3 separate regions of the Homo sapiens genome follow, and regions 2 and 3 are each linked to region 1. The links are chromatin contacts, found by Hi-C or POLR2A ChIA-PET in ENCODE. All regions are on one chromosome and are shown on one strand. The core of a region is the stretch at or near the end of the contact, and the rest is flanking DNA. Distances in the headings are between cores, read along the strand shown. Region 1 holds the start of ZC3H7B (zinc finger CCCH-type containing 7B). Region 2 overlaps CSDC2 (cold shock domain containing C2). Region 3 has its middle 51 kb from the start of SNORD140.

Region 1 (3,453 bases), core at 239-2,738:
TTGTGTGAAAATTCAAGGATCTGCATTCTGCTATTTTCATCAGGCTGAACTGCAGATGCTGAGGAATATGGCAAGAAGTTGGGGTTCAAAGTCTGATGCCAAAGCTAGCAACCCGAGAAATAAAACCGCTGATCACCAGCTCCCCACTCAGGCCCAGCCCCCTTTTAGAGCCCCCAGACTCCCCACGCAGGGCCCTAGCCCCCTAGTCTTCCCCGTCAATGCCCTGTTGGCAATACAGCCATCAGGTTCTATCAGAGTGAGCTGTTTTTATATGATTATTTTCCCCCCTGGGAAGACGGCTTTGTCTGTGAAAGTCCCCCCAACCAGGCGCCTTATAAACGCCTAAAACAGACAGAGTTGAGGAGAAAGGAGGGGAAAGGAGGAGGGAGCAAACCCGGAGGGGGGCCCTGAGGTTCGCAGCGGGCAGGATGGGGGTATGAGGCCGGAGTCGGCGGCTCCCAGGCCCCCAGCCCCGTCAGGGCGCCCCCGTCCCCAGGCGCCAGAGCCGGGGTCCGCAGCCCCCTAGCACTCCCTGGACGGCCGCGGGCCTCCCACAGGCCTCGAAGTCCAGAGACTGATCCTGCGACCGGAAACGCCCCCCTGCCCAGCAGGCCCAGACCGCGCCCCCCTTTCCTGCCGCCCCCTTCCCGCGGGCCCGGCTGCAGGCCCCGGATCCCCGGGCTCGCGTGGCCGCCGCAGCCGAAAGGGGCGGCCCGTCGGGCGGCCCCGCTCCCCGGCCCTCGCCGCGGCCCCTCCAACTCCGGGTGCTGCGGGGCCAAGGACAACACAAAAGGAAGGGGGGCCCTGCCAGCGACGCCCCTGCCAGCCCCCGAGACCCCCTGCGCGGGGTCGGCAAAGCATCTGGACACCCCAGAAGCTCCGGACGCCGAAGAGAGAGGCCCCACGAAAATTTCAAGACACCTCCTGGGGGCTGCAGGGGCGGCCAAGTCTCCCCAGCGCCAGGTGCCCCCGGCCACACGGTAACTTTTAAACTTTGGGGCAGGGCACGGGGACCGGGATCCCCAAAAAGGAGCAAATGGGGTTTTAGAGACGATTTATTTTTTGCAAAATCCCACTTTCCAGGTGGCCCGGCGCGCGGCCCCGGCCTGGAAAGGGCTCTCTTCGCCTCTTCCCCAGCCCTGCCCGGCCCGGGCGTCCCCGAACCCTCGCGCGCGGGCGGCTCCGGACGCAGTGTCCCCGGCCTCTGCCCCGCGGGGCTCGGGCCGCGCCAAGCACTCACCTCCGCCGGGCTGCGCTCCCCGCGGGCCTGCGCCGAGCCCGATAAATGGTATGCTATGACTAGAGGTATGATTACGTTATTATTATTAGTAATAATAAGAGTAAATGCTATTTAATTACGGGCGGCCGCATCCTGCTCCCGGCGCCGCCGCCCCGGCAGCTCCGTCCATGTGGCTCTGGAGCGCTTTACTTTCATTTCCAGCCCCTCGGCTGGCCGCTCGCGGCAGCACCCGCTGGAGGCACTGTCTCCCTGCAGCTCTTCCTCCTCGGGTCCTAGAGAGCTCGGCTCCCGTCGCCTCGCCGCGCCCGGGGTGGGCGGCGCGGGCTGCGCACCTGGGGAGAAGGGCGGGGGGCGTGGGGGCGAGTCGGGGAAGCCCCATTCCCCGTCGAAAGCTCATGCCTGGAATTCACCTTTATTTTCTTTAAAAGTGTCCTGCCTTTTAGGGGGGTTTCTTTTGGCAGTTCTGCATTTCTGGGCTGATGCTGCTCAAACCCAGCGCCTCCGCCCTTCCCCATCTGTGTCAAAAGTCCCCCCGCCCCCCTTCTCCGGCTTCCAGGTGCTTTCATGGAAGGCTGCCCAAAACCCTGGTTGCGTTGTGCCCTTCTCATAGATGGGAACCGGAGACACATAGAAGAATCAGGACCTCACTTGGCTGGAGTTTTATGTATAGGATGTTAAAAAAAATATTGAATGACACTTGTTAAAGACTACAAGGCCGACTTTATTGGCATCATGATGGGTGTAGGGACCACTGCAGTGGGTTTTGCGGTCAGGGAGAGTATTTGGGCTCAATTCAGAAATCAGCATGGGCAACTGGGAATTTATGAGGAAGGAGAAAGGATCCACTGATTGAGCGCCAGTGCATAGGAAACTGCATCAGAGATGAGAGGATTCTCGCTTAAACCCATCTAACAAGATTCTTGCTGAAGGCAGGGCAAGGTGATCAGACATCACCTGGGGAATGGTGGAAAATGAGGAACCTGATTAGATATTGACAATCAGGGCTGGGTGCAGTGGCTCACGCCTGTAATCTCAGCACTTTGGGAGGCCAAGACGGGTGGATCACCTGAGGTCAGGAGTTCAAGACCAGACTAGCCAACGTGGTGAAACCCCATCTCTACAAAAATACAAAAATTAGCCAGGCGTGGTGGTGGGTGCCTGTAATCCCAGCTACTCAGGAGGCTGAGGCAGGAGAATCACTTGAACCCCAGAGGTGGAGGTTGCAGTGAGCCAAGATCATGCCATTGCACTCCAGCCTGGGCAACAAGAGCAAAACTGTCTCCAGAAATATATGTGTGTGTGTGTGTGTGTGTGTGTGTGTGTGTGTGTGTGTGTGTGTGTGTGAGTTCCCAATACCCCCTAGGCAATTTACAATGAAACACCCTTGACAACTTATCACATTTACCACCATGGTTATTATCACTCTCATTTCATCGATGAGGATGCTGAGGCCAGTTGGATTGCTGCATTTTGCCTCAAGTGAACTAGATGGCAAATGGTCTGGTGATTCCACCACCCCAGGTTGCTGGTGAAATAATGAACACATATTCTTGAAGAGGACTGTCCATCATTCAAGGGGGATTCAGCAGGACACCAGCCTCTTATCTCTTCAAGTTGGTACCAACTTGTTCAATTGTTTGGGCTGCCTAAGATGGTAAAGGGGTCTTTATTACAAGACCCCAACCAGAGGTGAGGATGCTTTGGAGAAAAGGGCCAGGAGGAGGCCGGGCGCGGTAGCTCACGCCTATAATCCCAGCACTTTGGGAGGTTGAGGCGGGCGGATCATGAGGTCAGGAGATCGAGACCATCCTGGCTAACACGGTGAAACCCCATCTCTACTAAAAATACAAAAAATAAGCTGGGCGTGGTGTCGGGAGCCTGTAGTCCCAGCTACACAGGAGGCTGAGACAGGAGAATGGCGTGAATCCGGGAGGCGTAGCTTGCAGTGAGCCGGGATCATGCCACTGCACTCCAGCCTGGGCGACAGAGTGAGACTCTGTCTCAAAAAAAGAAAGAAAAAGAAAAGGGCCAGGAGGCTGGCATCGGTAGGCTTTCTGGGAAGCCCCATGTTGTCAGTCCCATGTTGTCACAGTGTGCTCTATGTCCCCATGTTAAAGCTGAAATAGCAGTAACAGCCACCGCTTCTTTACTATGAGCCAAACACTTTGCATATGTTGATTCTTTTACCCTCTCAAAAACCCTGTAGCTCGGCA
Region 2 (3,777 bases), core at 475-2,974, 260 kb before region 1:
AAAGTCTTTACAGAAATTATTTTCTACGTTTCAACCTCCCAGTTACCCTATAGAGTTGAAATTACAATTTTTCCATTTTACAGATGAGATAGCTGAGGCTCAGAGAGGTTGAGTGACTTGCCCAAAGTCACACAGCAGGTGACAGAGTCCCAGATCTGTCTAACAGTAAACCAGTGCTCTTCCTGTGAATATAAATTCTGTTCCTGGTTCAGCCAAGATGAGGCTGGAGTTTTTCCAAAAGAACTTTCCCTGAGAAACTAAATGGGAAAATAAACTCCCCCAAGAGCAGAGAAACTGATATGTTTCTAGAACATTTGTTTCCACTCAAACAGAGCTAAAGGCCAGCTCCAGGGGGATTTCGTGTGTCCTTCTGGGGCCATCTCCTGCCAGGAATAATGCCCTTCAGAACGAGCAGTCAGGTAAGAGGGCAGCCTGAGACCCAGACTGCCTGAGTTTAAATCCTTGTTCCACTGCAACCCAGTTTTGTGACCCTCCCTTTTTTTTTTTTTTTTTGAGACGGAGGATCGCTCTGTCGCCCAGGCTGGAGTGCAGTGGCGCGATCTTGGCTCACTGCAAGCTCCGCCTCCCGGGTTCACGCCTTTCTCCTGCCTCAGCCTCCCGAGTAGCTGGGATTACAGGCGCCTGCCACCACGCACGGCTAATTTTTTGTATTTTTAGTAGAGACGGGGTTTCACTGTGGTCTCGATCTCCTGACCTCGTGATCTGCCCGCCTCGGCCTCCCAAAGTGCTGGGATTACAGGCGTGAGCCACTGAGTCCGGTGACCCTCCCCCTTTTTTTTTTTTTTTTTGAGACAGAGTCTCACTCTGTCCCTCAGGCTGGAGTGCAGTGGCGTGATCTCGGCTCACTGCAACCTCTGCCTCCCAGGTTCAAGTGATTCTCCTGCCTCAAACTCCCAAGTAGCTGGCTGGGATTACAGACGCCCACCACCACACCCAGCTAATTTTTGTGTGTTTTTTTTTTTTTTTTTTTTTTTTTTAGATGGAGTCTTGCTCTGTGAACAGGCTGGAGTGCAGTGGCGTGATCTTGGCTCACTGCAACCTCTGCCTGTGGGGTTCAAGCGATTCTTCTGCCTCAGCCTCCTGAGTAGCTGGGACTACAGGCGTGTGCCACCACGCCCAGCTAATTTTTTGTATTTTAGTACAGACAAGGTTTCACCATGTTGGCCAGGATGGTCTTGATCTCCCAACCTCATGATCCGCCCACCTCAGCTTCCCAAAGTGCTGGGATTACAGGCGTGAGCCACTGCGCCCAGCCTTTTTTTTTTTTTTTTTTTTAATCAGAGATGGGGTTTCACCATGTTGGCCAGGCTGGTCTCGAACTCCTGACTGCAGGTGATCCACCCGCCTTGGCCTCCCAAAGTGCTGGGATTTCAGGCATGAGCCACTGCGCCCGGCCAACTCTCCCTTTTTGTGCCTCAGATCCCTCATCTGTCAAATGGGGCTGATCATAACATCCTACCCAGGTTGTCGGGAGGAGCCACAGAGCTGTGTCAAAGGCCCCCCGGCGAGTGTGCATCCCCCTGTCCCCCGGCCCTGAGTTTGGGCTCTGAGCCAAGCTCATCTTCATTTCCCTGCAGAAGGCCAGACCCCAAATGACTGACTCTGCAGACAAAGGGGCCTAGAAGTAAACACAAATGTCAGGCTGTTTGGAGATAACCTGAGGCTGGATGCAGTGTCATGGGGCACTCTGGGTGGTGACTCAGCCTTCTTGGCAGATGAACCACAGCCCATGCTGGGACTCTGCTCCAATTCTCAGCTCCCCTAAAAGGATGCAGAATGGGGCAGGAAATGGTTGTCATGGTTCTCTCTTACTTTTTAATTTTTTGAGACAGGGTATCACTTTGTCACCCAGGCCGGAGTGCAGTGGCACCATCATGGCTCACTGCAGCCTCAGTCTCCCTAAGTGCTAGGATTACAGTGTGAGTCACTGTGCCTGGCCATAGTCCTCTTTTTTTTTTTTTTTTTTTTTGAGATGGAATCTTACTCCGTCACCCAGGCTGGAGTGCAGTGGCATGATCTCGGCTCACTGCAACATCTGCCTCCCGGGTTCAAGCAATTCTCCTTCCTTAGCCTCCTGAGTAGCTGGGATTACAGGCGTGCACCACCACACCCGATTAATTTTTGTATTTTTAGTAGAGATGGGGTTTCACCATGTTGGCCAGGCTGGTCTCAAACTCCTGATCTTGTGATCCACCTGCCTCAGCCTCCCAAAGTGCTGGGATTAAAGGCGTAAACCACCGCACCCATCCTTTTTTTTTTGAGTCTCACTCTGTCTCCCAGGCTGGAGTCCAGTGGCGCGATCTCGGCTCACTGAAACCTCTGCCTCCCGGGTTCAAGTGATTCTCCTGCCTCAGCCTCTCGAGTAGCTGGGATCACAGACGCTCACCACCATGCCCAGCTAATTTTTGTATTTTTAGTAGAGACAGAGTTTCACCATGTTGGCCAGCTGATCTTGAACTCCTGACATCAGGTGATCAACCCCCTTGGCCTCCCAAAGTGCTGGGATTACAAGTGTGAGCCACCGCGCCTGACTGTATGGTCTTCTCTTGACCATGAGTCCTCTCAGTCTGAGCGGATTAGGGAAAGGCAGCCTGGTCAGCCACCCAGTGCTGTGTGACCTGGGGCAGGCACCTGCTCCTCTCTGGACCTCACCTTTCTCTTCAGCTACGTGAATCATCGTTGGTCCAGATGACTAATGAAGGTCAGGCCAATTCTCCTCCGAGGTTTTCAAAAACACATATGTAAATGAAATCAAACTGAGTGCAGGCACCAGAACAACAAACGTGGGGCAACAGCTGTCCTTAGAGCACCCCAGTCCAGCGGGGGGAACAGAAACAGATTATTAAAATGCAGCTTGGGGGCCAAGAGTGGTGGCTCACACCTGTAATCCCAGCACTTTGGGAGGCTAAGGCGGGTGGATCACGAGGTCAGGAGATTGAGACCATCCTGGCTAACACGGTGAAACCCCGTCTCTGCTAAAAATACAAAAAATTAACTGGGCGTGGTGGCAGGCACCTGTAGTCCCAGTCACTGGGGAGGCCTGAGGCCGGAGGATGGTGTGAACCCGGGAGACGGAGCTTGCAGTGAGCCGAGATCGCGCCACTGCACTCCAGCCTGGGCGACACAGCAAGACTCTGTCTCAAAAACAATAATAATTTTAAAAAAGCAGCATTGGAAGTCCTGATGTGAGCCTCAGCCACCATCTAGTGATCTATTGATACTGACCATGTGCCAAGCCCTTTGCCCCATTTTTTCATTTCGTACTCATAAGAACCCGATGCAGTAACTACCATTAGTACACCCATTCTTCTTCTTCTTTTTTTTTTTTTTTAATTGAGATGGAGTCTTGCTGTGTCGCCCAGGCTGGAGTGCAGTGGTGCGATCTCGGCTCACTGCAAGCTCCGCCTCCCAGGTTCCCGCCATTCTCCTGGCTCAGCCTCCCGAGTAGCTGGGAATACAGGTGCCCGCCACCACGCTCGGTTAATTTTTCTTTTTTTTTTTTTGTATTTTTAGTAGAGACGGGGTTTCACCGTGTTAGCCAGGATGGTCTCGATCTCCCGACCTCGTGATCCGCCCGCCTCAGCCTCCCAAAGTGCTGGGATTACAGGCATGAGCCACTGCGCCTGGCTTAGTACACCCATCTTCTAAAGAGTAAACTGAGGCTCAGAGAGGTGAAGAGCCTCGCTGAGCTCTCACAGCAGGTCAGGTGCAGCATATCTGCCCTCTGGAGATGTCTGGGGAGGTGAAGACCAGCCA
Region 3 (3,802 bases), core at 1,113-3,612, 280 kb after region 1:
CCCTCACCCATTCTCTGTGGTTTGGCTTTCAGCTCTGTCAATCCTTTGACACTGCCCTTGCCAAGGTCACCAAGGGAGTCCATGTTACTAAATCCAGTGGTCACTCTTTTGTCCTTCTACCTGACCTCTTGCTGGCATTTCACACTGTGGATCTCTCTTTCTTTCTTTATTTTTATTTTTGAGACGGAGTTTCGCTCTTGTTGCCCAGGCTGGAGTGCAATGGCGCCATCTCAGCTCACCGCAACCTCTGCCTCCTGGGTTCAAGCGATTCTCCTGCCTTAGCCTCCCAAGTAGCTGGGATTACAGGCATGCACCACCACGCCCAGCTAATTTTGTATTTTTAGTAGAGACGAGGTTTCTCCACGTTGGTCAGGCTGGTCTCGAACTCCTGACCTCAGGTGATCCACCTACCTCAGCCTCCCAAAGTGCTGGGATTACAGGCATGAGCCACTGCACCCGGCCAGGTCTCTCTTTTTTGGGACACATTCTTCCTTGGCTTCTGGGAGACCACAGCCCCCCGGTTTCTCTCTAGTCTCATTAGTCACTATCTCTACCAACTCCAGTCCCATGATTTTGAACACACTCCTCACTCCTCTTCACTCCTGGATTTTTATCTCCAGCCCTGCTCTCTTCTCTGAGAACTTACTTTGTCACTTGCTTTGTGTGACTTCTCCACTTTGATATTAAAAAGGCAGCTCAGGGCCAGGCGCAGTGGCTCACACCTGTAATCCCAGCACTTTGGGAGGCTGAGGCGGGTGGATCATCTGAGGTCGGGAGTTCAAGACCAGCCTGGCCAACATGGTGAAACCCCATCTCTACTAAAAACACAAAAATCAGCCGGGTGTGGTGGCACGACCCTGTAATCCCAGCTACTTGGGAGGCTGAGGTTGCAGTGGGCCGAGATCGTGCCACTGCACTCAAGCCTGGGTGACAGAGCAAGACTCCGTCTCAAAAAATAAATAAATAGGCCGGGCACGGTGGCTCACGCCTGTAATCCCAGCACTTTGGGAGGCGGAGGCGGATGGATCACGAGGTCAGGAGTTCAAGACCAGCGTGGCCAACATGGTGAAACCCCATCTCTATTAAAAATACAAAAATTAAGCTGGGTGCAGTGGCTCACGCCTGTAATCCCGGCACTTTGGGAGGCCGAGGCGGGTAGATCACAATGTCAGAAGTTCAAGACCAGCCTGGCCAAGATGGTGAAACCCTGTCTCTACTAAAAAACAAATTAGCCAGGCATGGTGGCACATGCCTGTAGTTCCAGCTACTCAAGAGGCTGAGATGGGAGGATCACTTGAGCCCTGAAGGTGGAGGCTGCAATAAGTCTGGAAGACTGATAGAGACCCTGTATCAAAAATAAAATAAAAGGCAGCTCAGATGTAACATGGCCAAACCCTATTTTGATCTCTCCATTCTCTCATATCTGCTCCTTGCCCATTACAGTTAAGAACCCCTTCAACCAAGCCAGCGTCTCATCCTTGAAGCTCTCTTTTCCTCAAGTCCCCACTACAATCCATCAGCCAATCTGGTCACTTCCACCTCCAATTAGTTCCCTGAATCAGCCTCTTCTCATCAGCGCCACTGCCTCCACCCAGCTCAAGGTCTTACGTGGGCCACCTGATGTCCCAGAAAGCATGGGCACGGCTTACAGATATCACTTAAGTCTTTTCACTCCTTTAACCGCTTTTTAATTCTCTTTATCATCACCTAGGAACATTTTTATCTCCACTCTAACATTTTTATCTACCCGACTTTTAAAAGTTTTCTAAACAAACAATGGGCCTTTCATCCATTGTTTCAGGGGGCATATGCTGAAATATGACACGATGTCAGGGATTTGTTTCACAATAATAGGGAGGAACAGTGGGTAGGGGCTGGGGAAAGAAAAAAAAAACAGGATCAGGAGTTGCTCGTTCTGTGTGGGGGGATGCTCGCCAGGAGCTCACTTTACCATCCTGACTTTTGTTTATGTTCAAAATTCTCCATAATGAAAACCCGAGATTACCAACTCCTACGTAACTGACTTTACGGACAAGAACTCTTTTATCGGGTGCTTGAGGTCAGACCGAGTTACTGCGGTCTGCCAGCAGTGACAATTTAGTGAGGGCTTACTGCTATTAACAACTGTTAAGTGCGGCGCTGATAGGTAACAATGCTTGCGCTCCCAGCGGGGCAGGCACCGAGTGCTTCTTCGGAGGCGCTCCCGACCGCAGCCCAGGCACCCAGACCCCCGCCTGCTCCAGGCCGGCGCCCCGGGCACCTCGGCGGAAGCCGGGAGCGAGCGCAGCTCGGGAAGCCAGAGCTCCACCCTCCCCGAGGCCTTGCACGTGCAGCCCGGAGACTCCGCTGCGCGTCCCTCCCTGCCCCCACCGCGGGCACGTGACCTGCAGCCCTGGGGCCCGGGAGGACTGCGGCCGCGGAACGTCGTAGAGGATCAGGGAAGGTTCAGGGTCGACCTCCAGACTCAGTCCTTGGGTTGGGTGGCAGGGTGGGGGCACTAGGGTGGGGAGATCTCGAGTTTAGGCCATAAAAAAGATCAGAAAGAGAAGAGCCCGAGAGAGAGGTGGCCCACCTTGGCCCCGGAGCTTGGGAGGGCGGGTCCCGGCTGGGGTTCGTGGGATCTGGACCCACTCGCCCCCCGGGACGCGAGCGCGGCGGGGACCGGGCGCGCGAGGCTGCGCCGAGAGAGGGCGCCGGCCCAGGTGCGGCCTCTGGGTGTGGCCGAAGCCAGCCCAGGCGGCCCGGATTGTCGTCCTCTGCGGAAGCGGCCCGGGCGCGGGAGCCGCGGGCGTAGCCAGCTCCGGAGCCCCGCGCCTCCGCCGCCCCGCGCGCCCTTCCTTTGTGTCTCCCAAGCAGGGGTGAACGCAGACCACTTGGATTTGATTTTTCCGTGCGAGTTCCCTTTTTTCCAAGTTCGGGGCCCCTCCTTCCCCCAGCGGCGCGCGCCCCCGGGGTGTCCGCCCCCTCCCCCTCCGGCCCAGCCCTGGGCGGGGCAGACGCCCTTGGAGTCGGGAGAAAAGACTATCTGATTTCAAAACCGACGCGACCCGAGCTGGGCTGCGGAAATGGCGCCCATGTCCCGGCTCCGGCCAGGTCGTGATCAGGAGACAGGTGTGGCCCTGGGACCCGTTTGGAGAGCAGAGGGGACATAAGTGGGTGCTGGGGGCGGGGGAGCTTGTGGCCCTGCGGCCCCCGCCCAGCCCCCGCCGAGCCCCCGCCGCAGCATTTCGGAGCTGGGCGCGGCAAAGGAGGGCCGGGACGCAGGCAGAGCGGGGGTTGAGCGGGGCCTGCGGCAGGGAAACCGGGAGAAGCAGGAGGCCGGGCGGGGCGGGGCAGGACGGTTGAGTCCTTCATTGCTTCTATCACAGACTGAGGAGCCTCTCCCCACCGCAATCCCTTTATACTGGGTAGGGGTTCGAAGGCACAGGGACAGAGTATACAGGACACTGCTTGAGGCAGCGCGTCCACCCACCATCTGTGCGACCTCATCAAGTCACCTCTCTGAGCCTCAGTTTCCCGGTATAATGGAAACGGCAATTTTAAATGACACGTAAGTGCCTGGCACTCATTGAGCTCATCAAATGAAGAGCCCCGTCTCTGGGCCCCCTTGCCCCTGAGGGAAATGCACACACAAACCTAGAAAATGTGCTGTAATGCACAATGTGGGACAGACCCAGTCACTCTCCTTTCATTCTTCTTCCATCGAATATTCTGAGGCTTCGGCGCCAGCCCTTTGCCGGCGGATGCTGCCGAGATGAAGACAGCATGCTCGGCCTGGTGAAGCCAATAAAAGAGCAGGCTC

The links. A loop is a pair of places that touch in the nucleus more often than their neighbours do. ChIA-PET counts read pairs that join two places held with the same protein, here RNA polymerase II (POLR2A). Pooled maps may share reads with other maps.
Region 2: POLR2A ChIA-PET joins it to region 1 with 12 read pairs in activated naive CD8-positive, alpha-beta T cell. The contact joins the enhancer-like site here to the promoter of ZC3H7B in region 1. POLR2A ChIA-PET finds 5 or more read pairs at or near these places in 5 of 52 experiments (Caco-2, GM12878, H1 and 2 more).
Region 3: a pooled map shows a loop between it and region 1 (7-fold over the local background). The contact joins the enhancer-like site here to the promoter of ZC3H7B in region 1. A Hi-C loop is called at or near these places in 8 of 50 pooled maps. POLR2A ChIA-PET finds 5 or more read pairs at or near these places in 5 of 52 experiments (CD4-positive, alpha-beta T cell, OCI-LY7, activated CD4-positive, alpha-beta T cell and 2 more).

The regions. Positions count from the first base shown.
Region 1 is chr22:41,299,560-41,303,012 of GRCh38, reverse strand. It overlaps ZC3H7B (zinc finger CCCH-type containing 7B), which reads right to left and starts at 1,488. Exons shown (of 23, transcript NM_017590.6): 1 at 1,241-1,488. It also overlaps a transcript of RANGAP1 not described here. RefSeq lists silencers at 1,112-1,181, 1,462-1,801 and an enhancer at 879-1,380.
Region 2 is chr22:41,563,663-41,567,439 of GRCh38, reverse strand. All of the region lies in intron 1 of CSDC2 (cold shock domain containing C2), which reads right to left. Among named protein-coding and RNA genes, the nearest start is that of CSDC2, 4.5 kb to the right of the region's middle. RefSeq lists enhancers at 949-1,771, 1,521-1,815. Within about 2 kb of position 1,724, at least 11 of the 41 ENCODE cell types and tissues checked have a DNase peak (open chromatin) inside an H3K27ac peak, as active enhancers do.
Region 3 is chr22:41,021,216-41,025,017 of GRCh38, reverse strand. No RefSeq gene overlaps it. Among named protein-coding and RNA genes, the nearest start is that of SNORD140, 51 kb to the left of the region's middle. RefSeq lists enhancers at 2,069-2,645, 3,800-3,802 and a silencer at 2,075-3,304. Within about 2 kb of position 2,362, at least 39 of the 41 ENCODE cell types and tissues checked have a DNase peak (open chromatin) inside an H3K27ac peak, as active enhancers do; they include CD4-positive, alpha-beta T cell and OCI-LY7, where a contact is called at or near this core.